Regions from separate parts of the Homo sapiens genome. Here region 1 is linked to region 2. The links are chromatin contacts, found by Hi-C in ENCODE. All regions are on one chromosome and are shown on one strand. Each heading gives the region's core, a stretch centred on a gene start or an enhancer-like site at or near the end of the contact. The rest is flanking DNA. Distances are from core to core; before and after follow the strand shown.

The links. A loop is a pair of places that touch in the nucleus more often than their neighbours do. Pooled maps may share reads with other maps.
Region 1: a loop to region 2 is called in a map with no recorded cell type, with 10 times the contacts of the local background. The contact joins two enhancer-like sites. A Hi-C loop is called at or near these places in 3 of 37 single-sample maps with no recorded cell type and 3 of 50 pooled maps.

What each region holds. Positions count from the first base shown.
Region 1 is chr9:99,760,678-99,767,513 of GRCh38, reverse strand. All of the region lies in intron 2 of LOC101928438 (a long non-coding RNA gene), which reads left to right. Among named protein-coding and RNA genes, the nearest start is that of NR4A3, 58 kb to the left of the region's middle. RefSeq lists an enhancer at 4,886-4,935. Within about 2 kb of position 4,878, at least 2 of the 41 ENCODE cell types and tissues checked have a DNase peak (open chromatin) inside an H3K27ac peak, as active enhancers do.
Region 2 is chr9:99,053,894-99,060,940 of GRCh38, reverse strand. COL15A1 (collagen type XV alpha 1 chain) reads right to left here. Exons shown (of 42, transcript NM_001855.5): 32 at 6,285-6,365; 33 at 5,790-5,839; 34 at 5,569-5,679; 35 at 4,537-4,681; 36 at 988-1,052. Among named protein-coding and RNA genes, the nearest start is that of TGFBR1, 48 kb to the left of the region's middle. Within about 2 kb of position 1,485, at least 18 of the 41 ENCODE cell types and tissues checked have a DNase peak (open chromatin) inside an H3K27ac peak, as active enhancers do.

The DNA.
Region 1 (6,836 bases), core at 3,629-6,128, 700 kb before region 2:
AGAATTTTTTCCCACAATTATACTATCCAACAATAACCACTATTACAATTTTGGTAATAATAAATTCACCCCCAAATCCCAGTAGGATTAAACAAAAGTTTTTTTTCTCTCTCATGCCACCTGTCCGTCATGAGTTAGCAGGGGGACTTGGTACATCAAGGACCCAGGGCAATGGAAACTCCGCCATCTCTTAGCTGCATCTGGAACATGTGACCTAAAGAAATCAATTTGAGACAAGTAAGAGGAGAGTGGGCCACTTGTCTAGTATAGTGGTTAGGGTTCTCCAGAAAATAGAACTAACAGGATTTATTTATTTATTTATTTACTTACTATTTATAGGACTTGACTCATGCAATTATGGAGGTTGATGAGTCCCAAGATCTGCAGTCAGCAAGCTGGGGACCCAGGAGAGCCGATGGTAGACAGTTCCAGTCCAAGTCTGAAGGCTTGAGAAGCAGGAGTGCCCATGGTGTAGGTTTCAGTCCAAGCTTGAGTCTGAAGGCAGGAGACCAGTGCCCCGGCTTGAAGGCACTCAGACAGAGAGAGAGAGAGAGAGAATTCTCCTTTACCTGGCCGTTTGTTTTATTCAGGCCTTCAATGGATTGGATGAGGCCCATCCACATTAGGAAGGACAATTTGCTTTACTCAGTCTACCAATTTAAATGCTCATCTCTTCCAGAAACACCCTCTCCCATACACCCAGAAATAACATTTAACCAGGTATCTGGGCACCCCACGGCCCAGTTGAGTTGACACATAAACTTAACTGTCAAACCTAGAGTGTAAAATTTAAAGGGAAACGGAAAAACTCAGTAATCAAGGTTAAATAACATTTTAATGCAATATTTAAAAAATCAATGCAAAGATGTACGATAAACAAAATGTTGACATTTTAAATAAAGATAGAATCAGTAATAGTACCTTGCCAAGCCATATTGGAGCCTAAGGCAATACTAATTTTGTCTTTACTTAGAATTTTGATATTTTGTTCATAAGTTCCCTAACCCAATGATTAACATATAGTGGGCCTGTTAAAGTTTTAAAAAATCGATTATGAATTGGTTAGCCCATGATACTGCAAAAGAGGAATGGAAAATCTGTTAGTGGGAACAGTTTGACCTAGTTGTTCTGGTAGAAGGTAGAACTTTGTAATCCTAAATTTATGTACTAACTCTATTCAGCAGTTTGTCTCTTCACCGACAAATATTGGCTATGGGTTCTGCCTTAGTCCTAGACCCGTGGGCGCCATCCTAATTTATATGACTGTTTTAAGGTGATATTTTGGGATTTATTATACTTCAAGCATAATTTTGAATATAATTTTTCGAAATTTAGATTTTCTGTAAAGGCTTGCTTGTACAATCTAAATACTTGCCATATTACTTTTTAGCCAACTATTTCTGGCATCCTCTCCCATTTCTTAGTTGAGGTATTCGTCAAATAGAATAATCTTATCCTCCTCTTCCAGGTTCTTCTTGTAATATCTCCATTATGACTGGAAGATGGAATGTTCATTCCAAAAGTCAGATTTGTTGGGATTCTAAATCACATTTTTCAGAGTTCAAAGTTTCATGTTATACGAGAACTTGAACTTTTCTCCATATAATATTTGGATGTAGCTGCTCCCAAGGACTGAACATAATGTTGTTTACTTCTTGGCACGGAGACCCATGTTGGTCAGTACAGAGACCTGGATGAGAATAAGGAACATTCACCTTTCTCTTCCAAATACCCATTATTTGGTAGAGAGAGAGAGATTTTGGTAAAGGCTGGCGAAGGAAGCATTATGTGAGTGGATGCTAAAGTAGCATAATAGTCATTAGACAAAACATTTTAAAGGGGGTATAATAAATGTAGAAATAGAAAACACAATTATACATTTAGTTTACCATTGAAAATAAAAATAAATGTACCCAAATGGTAGTTACTCAAAGGCAAAAATAAAAGTGTTCATGAAGTTCCAATAAACTTACACATAGTTTAGTCTGAGATATACTTACAAGGTCAGCTGGTTTTTTGTTAGATGCCTTCATTGCAGACTTCTATTACCCAGAGGTAAAATTTACAGTTATTTTTCATGTAGGGAAATAGAGGAAGAGCAAGAAACGTTCTCCTTCCTCACCTCAGTTCTTTGATGTGGATGGAGTGGGGGTGAGGTCGTAGGAGAGAAAGAGGGAAAACCCAGAAATGAGGTTTGGGGAAAGAAAGAAGTGGAAAATATTAAGGGAAAAATGTGGAGTGGTGAGGAGGAAAAGGACAGAAAAAGACTATGAGGAAGGAACAAGAGACAGGAGTCTGGCTCTAAAAGCTCCATTTTGTGTACTACTTGGTGAAGGAGACAAAAACAACAATTTTGGGTAGTGGAGACTCACCTGATTTATTATTTACTATACAGGTGCCCTCCACGTTGTGGGGAATAATTTGGGTCTGGGGCCACTATGAGGATTTTTTTCTGCAGGTACTAATATTCTGAGGTGTGATAGAACTTCTCTTTTCCTGGGACAGGAATAAAGTGAACTAAGAAGAAATAAACATTTATCAAGTACAAATGGCAAGATCTATGACAAAGTTTCCTGGGAATTAAGGTCTCTAAATCTTCATTTATTCCCACTATGCTAGTTTTCCTGTTATTTTTCCAATTTTTTATTTTGGTGAGGACTGCCTATAGCATGTTCTCTAGTAGGCGAAAAAATGAAAGAGTTTTTCTAAAGAAAAATTCACTACTTTCTTAAACTTTACCTTGAATAGCTGGTATGTTAACTTGCCTCTATTTTTATAAATTTTTAAGAGGAAACTTGATGGTTTTCTGCATAGGTAATTTTTAAATATTACTTAGCTGAGCCATGTGGAGAGATTATTTCTACTGTTGATAATAATTGTTTTATCTCTGGAAAGCATAAAAAATAGAGTATTTATTTGTATCTGTCACAGCACATGCTTGGTTTACAGAGGATTCTTTGTAAAAATTCACAAAATTATCAATTTAAGGTCTTTGTAGCATATATATATGTATTTATATATATTCCTCTGTAATTATGAGAATTGTGGACACTTAAACTAACTTGTATATCTGCTATATTTCACATCTGAATGGTACTGCTGGTTTTTATTTTTAATTTGATTTGTATCTTTATCAAACCAACATAAATGCATAGTTTAAAAAGTCAAAACAAATAAGACTTATGATGAATACAGCAGTGTCCTGTGGCATATTTTCCCACACCTGATTCCTGTTCACTGTTCCACTTTATTAAGTTTTTCACCTCCTTATTTCTAAACAACAGACTTATATTAACTTTAAAACTCCTTCATTTTATGCACCAATGACTTTCCACTATGGATAGTGGGGCTTTAGTTTTCTTAGACTATCTATTCCTCCTTCCTGCCCTTCTTATTCTACTGTCAGGTCACAGTTTTGGTTAAATTGACATTTAGAAGTACTTTTTAAAAATTCTTTTAAATATTTGTACTCTGAGAATTTATTTTAAGAGAATAATCAGAGGTGTGCATAAAAGATTTACATACAGGGATGGTCATTACAGTATTTCAGTAATAATGAAAAAGAAGACAAAATCTGAAGTCTAGCATTAGGAGTTTTTTGTTAAAAATCTGTCTTCACCTATTCATGTAATAAATTACGACGCAACCATTAAAAACAACGTTTTTTTAAGACTGTTAATGACATAGGCAAAGGTTCATGATACTCAGAATTAACAGTATACCTAGTTTGATGCAAATTTTATTTAAAAAAAGAAAAAGAATAAAAAATATATATAATATGAGACTATGGAATGCTGTGTACCAAAATGTTAAAAGTGATTTTCTCTAGATGATCAAATTGGAAAGGAATTTTGTTTTCCTGTTTAATTTTTTCTGTACTTTCCAAAATGAATTATGTTGGTAAATTGCTTTCTAAAAGTGTTCTACTATTTTGCAATATCATCAGCCATACTGTATTCTCAATACTACTTGATATGGTGCTATTATTTTCAAGGTTCTTGATATTAGATGTGGTCATCTTCTTTTTATTTATATTCGGACATTTTTGTGGAATTTTGACATGAGTTAAATGCATTTACCCTTAGCTATATTTTATAGGAAGAAATAAAACTCTCGTAATGTACATTAATCATTCTAAATTTATTTTTGCTAATTTAATTGGCAATATCCCACATTATTTTTAGTTTTGTTTCTTTGTGCTCAATTAATTTTTTATAGCTTTCTTTTCTTGTTGTACATTGACTGTTCTCTGAATTACTTCTATATCCACTCACATCCTTTGGCTAGTACATTTTGAGATGATAAGACAGGGTTAGAGATTATTCAAAGCAGAGAGAACAGTGTGAGCAAAGGCATGGGATAATGAATTGTGGAATGGGTTTGGGAGATAGCAATTCCACTTTGAAAGGAGTGTGGTGTGCTTGTAGGAGAATAGGTAGGCAGGAAAATGTAATGCCCTGGAGGTGTTGAACATTGCTTGCTCTTCCCCACCTCCTTCTCAAAGAATCTCTTCTGCTCAGGGCCCTGCTTCCAATGAGTCTATTCTCTAAACCTGTTATCCTGCCCATTCCCCATGTGATTGGATCACAGCTGATTGGAATAGAGCGGGCTTCTGATCCAAGTACCCATCATCCATAGGCTGTTCTGTGACATTTCTATGGTCTAGCATGAAAAGACGGGCCATTTGGAATTGGTAAATTAAGAGACTGAACCAATTAGTGGGGGCAGAAACTACAAGGAAGTGTTGAGAGTTATCAAGGTTTAAAAGGTATTGGGAGTGACCACATTGTGCTGTGTTAGCCGAAACTATCAGAGAATGGAAACTGCATAAACAGAGGAAGCAGAGTAATAGAAGGGAAACTGAAAGGAGAAGCAGCAACACGGATAGAAAGAGAGAGTGGTTGAGTTTTAGAGCTTTCTTGTTTTCTGACAGTTATCAATTGAACAATGAGTGTGCTTTAAAACATTTTCTTACCTGGGTGTGGTGGTGCATGCCTGTAGTTCCAGCTACTGGGGAGGCTGAGGCAGGAGGATCACTTGAGTACAAGAGTCCAAGACTAGCCTGGGCAACATGGCAAGACTATGTCTCTTAAAAAAGAAAATTCCAGGCATGGTGTGGTTCATGCCTGTAATCCCAGCACTTTGGGAGTCTGAGGCAGGTAGATCACCTGAGGTCAGGAGTTCAAGACCAGCCTGGCCAACATGGCGAAACCCCATCTCCACTAAAAATACAAAACTTAGCCAGGCGTGGTGGTGCGCGCCTGTAGTCCCGGCTACTCAGGAGGCTGAGGCAAGAGAATCGCTTAATCCAGGAGGCAGAGGTTGCTGTGAGCCAAAATTGTGCTGCTGTACTCTAGCCTGGGCATCAGAGCAAGACTCCATCTCAAAAAAAAAAAAATTTTTTTTTGAGGTAACTTGAGTAGATCTCTAGTCCTTCCAAGCATGTAGGCATTTTGGGGGCCATATTATGAAGAACTTTGGATGCTAAGGAAAGACATTTGTAATTGCTAGGCAAGGGATAAATATTAAGAATTTTTGAGGTGTGGAGTAATATATGAGAAGTATATTACATGAAGATTAATCTGGTAGTAGTATGTAGGAGAGACGGAGGAACTGATTCTGGAAGCTATTACAAGAAAATATGTGGGAGGTAATTAAAGCTTTGAGGATATGATAGAAGGAAGGTAAATGAGTGGATAGATGTAAAACATATAACAAAGGCAGGATCAACAACATATGATAATTTATTAGATACAAGGGACTGGGAAAAGAACAAGTCAAAGTTGAAGCTCAGATTTTAAATTCTGGGGATTAGAAGTTGGTAAGAGAAATAGGAAAGTCCTATTAAGAGAAATAGGAAAGTCAGAAGGACCAGACCGCTGTTAATTTCATGTTGGTTGAGTTTCATGTGCTGGTAGGGAAGTACTGTTTTGTTCTGCTTAAATAATGTTTATTGAGTTCCTAAACCTTGTTTTAGGCTCTGGATGGCGGAGGTGAGAGGTTGAAGTACAAAAATGAGTAAAATAAGGTTTGTGCCTTTGAGGAAACTCTAGTGTTATGGGTGAAGTTATCTTTCAGGTAGAGATGTACGCGTGGAGCTTGGGAGAGAACTTTTGGACAGGAGATTCAGGTGTCAACAGAGTCCCAAAGAAGTGGATTATGAATGGATAGACAGAGGGGATGCAGAGAGGAGGACTAAGGCTAAAACCATAGTGAAGAGCTTGTGTCACAGGGCAGGAGAGTCAAGAATAATCAGAGGAGGCATGGCCAGGACATTCACAGGAGAAGCAGGATAGTACAGGGTCAAAAGAAAAACCATAGGAATGGAGGGTTTCAGGAGGCATAAGGCCATCAATAGTTTTAAATGTCATAGGAAGCTTGAGAGAATGAAGTTGGTCTGGTGTGTAGGAGGTCATTTGTGATCCTAGAGGGAATTTGTGAGTAAGAGCAAGTGAAGAAATGTAGAAAGCAAAGGTAGACCACTCTTCTAATAGTTTGGGTTTTGAAGGGATGATAAGAGGAGGAAACTTGTGGGAGGGGGCAGAGTCCAGAGAAGGTTTGGTTTGTTTGTTTATTTTTAAAGACTTCATCTACATGAGGAGGCAGAAGAAGAGATCACTGGTCTGGAGGAATCAAAGATTCAAGAAAAAGAATGGAAGGAGCAAGGAAGTAAGGATTTGGGAGGGTTCATGATCAAGAGTAAAGGTGAAGGACATGACCTTGCCAGAAGGAGAGACATTCATTTCATCCTGGAGCCAAAGATTGAAAGGCAAAATACAATATACAGTGTGAAGGAATTCAGAGGGGAAGAGAAAGGAAGTACAAAGAAAAACACT
Region 2 (7,047 bases), core at 236-2,735:
CCTGTTGTAACATTGTTTATGCTCTTGGGCTTTTGTTGTTTTGTTTTTTCTTTTTTTTCTAGAGATGGGGTATTGCTTTTTCACCCAGGCTGGAGTGCAGTGGCACAGTCATGGTTCACTGGAGCCTCGACTTCCCAGGCTCAAGTGATCCTTAGCTTCTCAAGTAGCTGGGACTACAGATATGCACCACCACACCCAGTTAATTTTTACATTTTTCTGTAGAGGCAGGATCTCACTATGTTGCCCAGGCTAGTCTTGAACTCCTAGACTCAAGTGATTCTCCTGCTTCAGCCTCTCAAAGTGCTGGGATTACAGGAGTGAGCCACCGCACCCGAGCAGGTTTATGCTTTTTGAAATACTATTATTGGTGGCCAGGCGTGGTGGCTCGTGTCTGTACTCCCAGCACTTTGGGAGGCCAAGGTGGGAGAATCACCTTGGTGGCCCATGAGTTCAAGGCCAGCCTGGGCAATGTAACAAAAACCCTGTCTCTACAAAAAAAAAAAAAAAAAAATTAGCCAGGTGTGGTAGTGTGCATCTGTAGTCCCAGCTACTCTGGAGGCTGAGATGAGAGGATTACCTGAGCTCAGGGAGGTTGAGGCTGCAGTGAGCCGTGATCTCACCACTGTACTCCAGTTTGGGTGACAGAGTGAGACCCCGTCCACCCCTCATCCAGCAAAAAAAAAATATATATATATATATATATATAAAAATATATAAGTAATATGATTGGTTCTTGTTATAACTTAGTCAATTAAGGATTCGAATGGTGGAACTTACATATACATGATTTTGTTTTTTCACGTCTTTTTACTTAATAAGTCATCCAAATAGATAACAAATCCCTTCTACTATTTATGGAATTGCACCAAGCCTACTATCATGAAGGCCTGATCCCCAAGGGATGTCAGACACAGGAGATCGTAGGCAGAGTTTTAAGTATATCTATCCCAAATGGAATGATGACTACACACTGATGATAATACTGACCAGGTTTCTGGATCCGGGAAGCCCTGGCTGTCCTGGAGGGCCAGGGGGACCTGGAAGGGCCACAGCTAAGACAAAACAGAAAAGAGAAGTTACACAAAAACCACACTCTGAAAAATGTCTGAGGTATCAGCTGACTCCCGGAGAGAAGTGTGTTCAACCCCATTCACAGCGCCACAAAGCATCCCAACTTCCACCTGTATCTTGGGTGCTGTGCCCCCAGCGTGTGACTTAGGCCACATTGACTGGTTCAGGGAAGAGCTGGGATTCTTGATTGTTACCCTGGATGAAGCCATGGCTAGTGCTTTTCCGTTTCATAAGTGAATCAATTCCTTTTGTGGTTGTTTTATAAAAGCCAGCTTAAGTTGAATATTTTGTCACTTGCATTCAAAAATGTCCTGACTCATATAACTTATTTCACCCAAGAGACAAGCATGTGACACTGAACAGAGGAAGCAGGCTCAGAAAGAGGAAGAGAAGGCTCTAGGGAGTGGGAGGAGACCAGGGTGGTGCAGTGACAGTAGCCCTGGCCTTGGGGCCAGAGACATGGACTCAAGTCCTTAAGTTTGTCCATTCCTAGCTGTGTGATCTCGAGGAAACAGCAAGCTCTCCAAAGCTGTTTCCTCATCTGCAAAATGTAAAATAGGCATTTCTTCTTCCCTGGGCTGCGGTGAGAACTGAGTGCTTTGAAAATTGTACATGTACAGCATTCATCCGGCCAGGAGCTCTTAGCTTTTGAAGAGTCACAGTGCCCTTAAAAATCAGATCAAGGTTAGTGCCCTCTTTCCCAGAGAAATGCACACATAATTCTATAAAAAAATATTACTGGGATGACAAATCCTGGAGGTATATCCTTGAACTCTCTAGGAGTCTATGATTCCTCAACTGAAAAGCCCTTACTTTAGGCAAACATAAAGTAGTATAATTACAACTATTCCTTTGGCTGTTCTTCTACCTCTCTCATCCTCTGCTCACCCTACCCCCGACAACTCCTCCAAATCTGCCAAGCTCTTGGCAGAATTAAGGGTGTTTTTACAAGCCCCAGTAAAATTATACAGTCCTTCAGGTCGTTGCAAGCAAATGTTCAGTTCCAACATAGGACTTGAACACCCACACACAGGTGGCAAATGTCTAGTGGATAGAGGGCCAGTGGACTCGGATTTGGATCCCAGCCATGCCTCCTAATAGAATTTGTGACCTCAAGTAAGTCTCTTCACCTCTGTGAGCTTCAGTGTCTTCATCCGTGAGATGAATTTTATAATAATATCTGTTTTATCTTCCTCCCAGGGTTGCTGTGAAGACTACATGGGATAATGGCCATGAAAGTGTTTTGTAAACTGAATTGCTATACATTATGTGAGAAGCAATCCTTGCTCAATGCAGCAAGGCATCCCGGCAGCCCTAATGTAGTGTTGCTGTGGACAACAGTTTTTCTCCACCTTGCACTCACCCTGTAATATGCCTCCACCTCCTGTAGTCCTACTCCTCCCTCATGGCTGTGTGGGCACCTGTGGTTCCATACACTCGGCACCTTCTTCCTTTGTAGGACCAGTGTCCTCATCTCCTTCTCTTGGGACCTTCCCTTCACCTCTACAACCATTTGGTTCCAGAAAGAGCTACCATGTTCTCATGTGATCCGACCTCCTGGTCATAGGTGATTTGTCCAAGATTGGGTACCTCACCCAAGTCAGGCCCATCAGGACCCTTCTCTAGGACTTCCCCATCCCAGGACTTTTCAAACTAAAATAGTAAAAGAAGTTCAAGATTTCTAGCTGACAGTGGAAGCTGTAAGTTGTCAGTAACCATATTTCCCGCTGTGCAGAGGATGTGGTTTGTGGTGAGGAAGCGTGAAACTGCATGCAGAGAGAAGCCGAGACAAGAGATGGCCAGAGAATCCTTGCAGGGGTTGAGTCCCTGGCTCTGGCTGTTCCTGAGGTCCAGCTGTTTATCTACCTCTCCCACAAGTTGACTGTTCACTCCCTCCTTCACACCCAGTACATTTCCCCTTTGCTTGAGCTACTTTGAGTTACGTTTCTATCACTTGCAGCCAAAAGATCCAAGGCTAAGTCAAAGCCCCAGCCCCAAAGTCACCTCCTGTGTAAAGCTCTCCTTATGCCAAGGACTCTGTAGGTCTCTTTCCAGGTATGCTTCCACCATACCTGGCTCCTGCCAAGCCAAACAACAAAAAAGTATGCCTTCATGCTATTATTGCTGCTATTATTGTCTCCTCCAATGGACATAGTAGAAATAACACAGGCTTTGGAGCTACACTGCTCTGGGTCTGAATCCTGTTGGTGTCACTTATTAGCTGTGTGACCTTGGAAAGGTTCCTAAATGTCTCTGGGCCTCACTTTCCTTACCTGTACAATGGGGATGTTAATGCTTTTTTTAAAGTGTTGTTGTGAGGTTTCAATAAAATACCATAGCAAAGTGATTAGCAAAATGCCTGGCATCTGATACATGCTCATTACATAGAGATTTTCTTTAATTTTGCCAGTTTTGCATATGAGGAGGTGAGGCTCTAAAGGATGAATAGATTTTTATATACAGAGTTCCAGTCACTGCTGGTCATTAAGACAGGTTCTCACGCCCCTAAGGCATTGACAAAGCAGCCAGGAAGTTTCCACTCACATGTGAAAAGATGCTCAACATCATTAGTCATTAGGGAAATGCAAACCAAAACCACAGTGAGATATCACTTCATACCAAGTAGGATGGCTATAATCAAAAAGATACAATGAGGATACCATAATATGGGAGGAGAAATTGGAACCCCCTCATACACTGCCACTGCTGATGGGAATGAGAAATGTTGTGACTCCTTCGGAAAACAGTCTGGCAGTTCCTCAAAAAGTTAAACATAGAGTTACCATATGACCCAGCAATTTCTCCTACGTATATACTGAAGAGAACGGAAAACATGTTCACATAAAAACTTGTACACGAAAGTTCATAGTAGCATTATTCATAATAGCCAAAAAGTAGAAACAACCCAAATGTCCATGAACAGATTAATGAATAAACAAAATGTATATCCTATACAATGCAATATTATTTGGCCACAGTAAGGAATGAACTCCGTGCTGCAACATGGGTGAACCTTGAAAACACTGTGTTAAGTGAAAGAAGCCAGACTCAAAGGGCCATATATTATATGATTCCATTTATATGAAATGTCCAGAATAGGCAAATCTGGAGACAGAAGTAGATTCATGGTTGCCCAGATCTGGTGGAGGAGAGGGAAAGAGAGAAAAGAGAACAACTGCTAATTGGTATGAAATTTCTTTTTGGTGTGATGAAAATGGTCTAGAATTAGACAGTGGTGATGACTGCATAACTTCATGAATATATTAAAAACTACTGGATTAGACACTTTAGGTGGGTGAATTTTATGATGTGCAAATTGTATCTCAATTAAAAAAAAAAGAAAGAAGGCGGTATCCAGGAAAGCCCTCTGTTAGGCAGTGCAGCTGTGACAAGCCACCCAGATGCTGTGACCTTGAACACAATGGTAGGGACAGCATGAACAAGGGCACTGTTTACGGCACTAACCTGCTCCCAGGATAGCTGGAGGTCCTGGTGGCCCCGGGGGCCCCGGTGGCCCAGGATCACCAGGTCTTCCAAAGCCAGGTGGCCCAGGCAGACCAGGAGCACCTGGGGGTCCTTGGGGCCCAACGACTGTCTCCCCTTTTTGGCCCTGTCAAGGCAAGCACACAATAACAGAGAGAAAGCATCATTCATCACTCGAAGTCCCATCTAGTCCTTTTATGAGAATATTTAAAAGAAATCAATAAACACCAGCTATTGTTATTACTATCCTCAATCTTGGGCACAATTCAAGGTGGGGTAAGGCCTCCAAGATGGCAGCCCAGTCATTATGTTGAATGATTCTACAGAGAACCCCAGAGACTCCTGGAGGCAGAAGGGACCTTGGAGATCATCTAGTCTAGCCTTTGCATTTCACAGATGGAGACACTGAAGCCCAGAGAAGTGAAAGGACTTGCCCAAGATCATGAAGCAAATTAGATGCAGAGCTAGAGGCAGAACTCTGATCTCTGGCTTTGCTGGTTCTACCCTCACAGTGAGCTCTGGGACCAAAGGTCAATGATCTAGTCATATTCTTGTTGGGGGCACAGCTTGACTTTCTCTCCTTTCACCTGGAAAAATCTCTCATCCTAGGAAAACCACACCTATCTAGGAGCTCCTTTGATAAAATTTCAGAAGAATCAAACAGCTCCTCTAAAAATATCTCCTTACCTTCCATTCTGCTTCTGTTATCTGATGCATTCACCATTAATCATTCTTTGTGTGGAGTGAATTTTCCACCAATGTCATGAATAAGGCAGTGTGACTAATGGCCTGGAAGTTACCTACCTTCATGTGGCCTTGACCAGCTACCTTCTCTCCAGGGACCTCAGCCAACCTGCCCATCAATCAACAAGGATGGGGAAAGAGCTGGCTAATCCCCAAGCTCTGCCTCCAGCTTATAGTACAATGACTAGCCCTAACTGCCTAGTCCCATTGGGGGCTTCCGGGAAAGCTGTAAGTCTTTGGGGTAGATGACTTGGAGGGGTCTCTACTCACAGCCGGGCCTGGATTTCCGGGCAGGCCTGGAGGCCCAGACATAAGGAAGCTGCCATTAATGTCTCCTTTTTCTCCTTTTTCACCTTTGAACCCCTTGTCTCCATTCTCCCCCTGGAAGCAGAGAACACAGGAATATTTCAGTAAGAGTGGGATGAACTCAGTCTCTGACATAAACCAAAACCTGAAAAACACAGGCCAAATATTGGTAGAGAAATACTCACCTTCAAGTTGTTCAGAAAGTGTCTCAGGTAAGCTAGATCAAGTGGAGGACCTGAAAAAGAAATGCTTCGTAAAATTCACGATTGTAATTTCAGAAATTTTAAAATAAAAGTCTCTAAGTTGGCAACCACAGTTACATCTTAGTGGATGTGAGCCTGCACTGGGTTGGCTAACAGAGTCTGCTTGGAAGCAGAAACAGGTGCTAGCTACTGTGGGCCCATCAACCCAGACACTGTGGGATCCCAGGTAGGTCCCTGGCCTTCTTTGGACATTGTTTTGCATATAAAAGATGAATGATTGGATTTTCTGGTCTCTCTTGACAATGTTCCCTATTGGACATGCCAGGCCCATGCTTGGTTTTCACTAGAAACCAGTGGAGCCTGTGGTCAGGGTGGAATGTCATTAGTCTTACCCTCTGGCTAGGTCACATTTCTCAGTCGCATTTGTTCTCAGGAGCAAAAAATCAAAGGCAAGATTGAGAACAAGAGCTGGAATACCTGGTGGTCCCTGGGCTCCCTGGTCGCCTTTTTCTCCCTTTGAGCCAGGAAGACCCCAGGATCCTTTCTCTCCTTTAACACCTGCCACCAAACACATACATGTTAAAAAAAAATGGAAAATCACCTTCTTTCTATATAAAACCTTTCTGAGACAGGTTTTCAAACTAAGCTCATTTAGCAAAGTCCACTCAAACAAAGCCCTCCTGAGAGATCAGCAAGTGTAAAATCATAAAGAGGGCAGAGGTAGATGCTTCAGACACATTCTCAACCTTGAAAAGCTCAGTCTACTGGGAGACAGACAGAGCTCACAGTAACGCAAGGCAAGATGAAATATGTGCTCTCACTGAGGTTCCAGCAGCGCATCCCGTGAGTGCAGCAGAGGCTGCGGCTAACCCTGGCTTGGTCAGTGCCACAAATGAAGACAGAGACTCAGCACCATGTCAATCTTCCAGACTCATCTCATCTAGGCCTGTGTAGCATGGGGTTGTAAGGGAACAGGAGGGCTCTCCCAAGAGTGCCCGCACAGGACAACCAAGGGCGCTAAGTTTTCTACGTACAAAGTTGTGAGAATGCCCACCATGAAGTGTTGTACATCCCCACAGGACTAGTGAGAAACACTGTTTCTGCAGAACTGGCATTCCATCCCCACCTTTCCCCTCAACTCTTTATATGGGAGGGGGCATGGAGGAAAGCCTTTTGGGAGATCACTGCTTGGGAAGGGAAGTGGTTCCCTTTCCCCACCTTGATGGGTAGGGTGGACGCT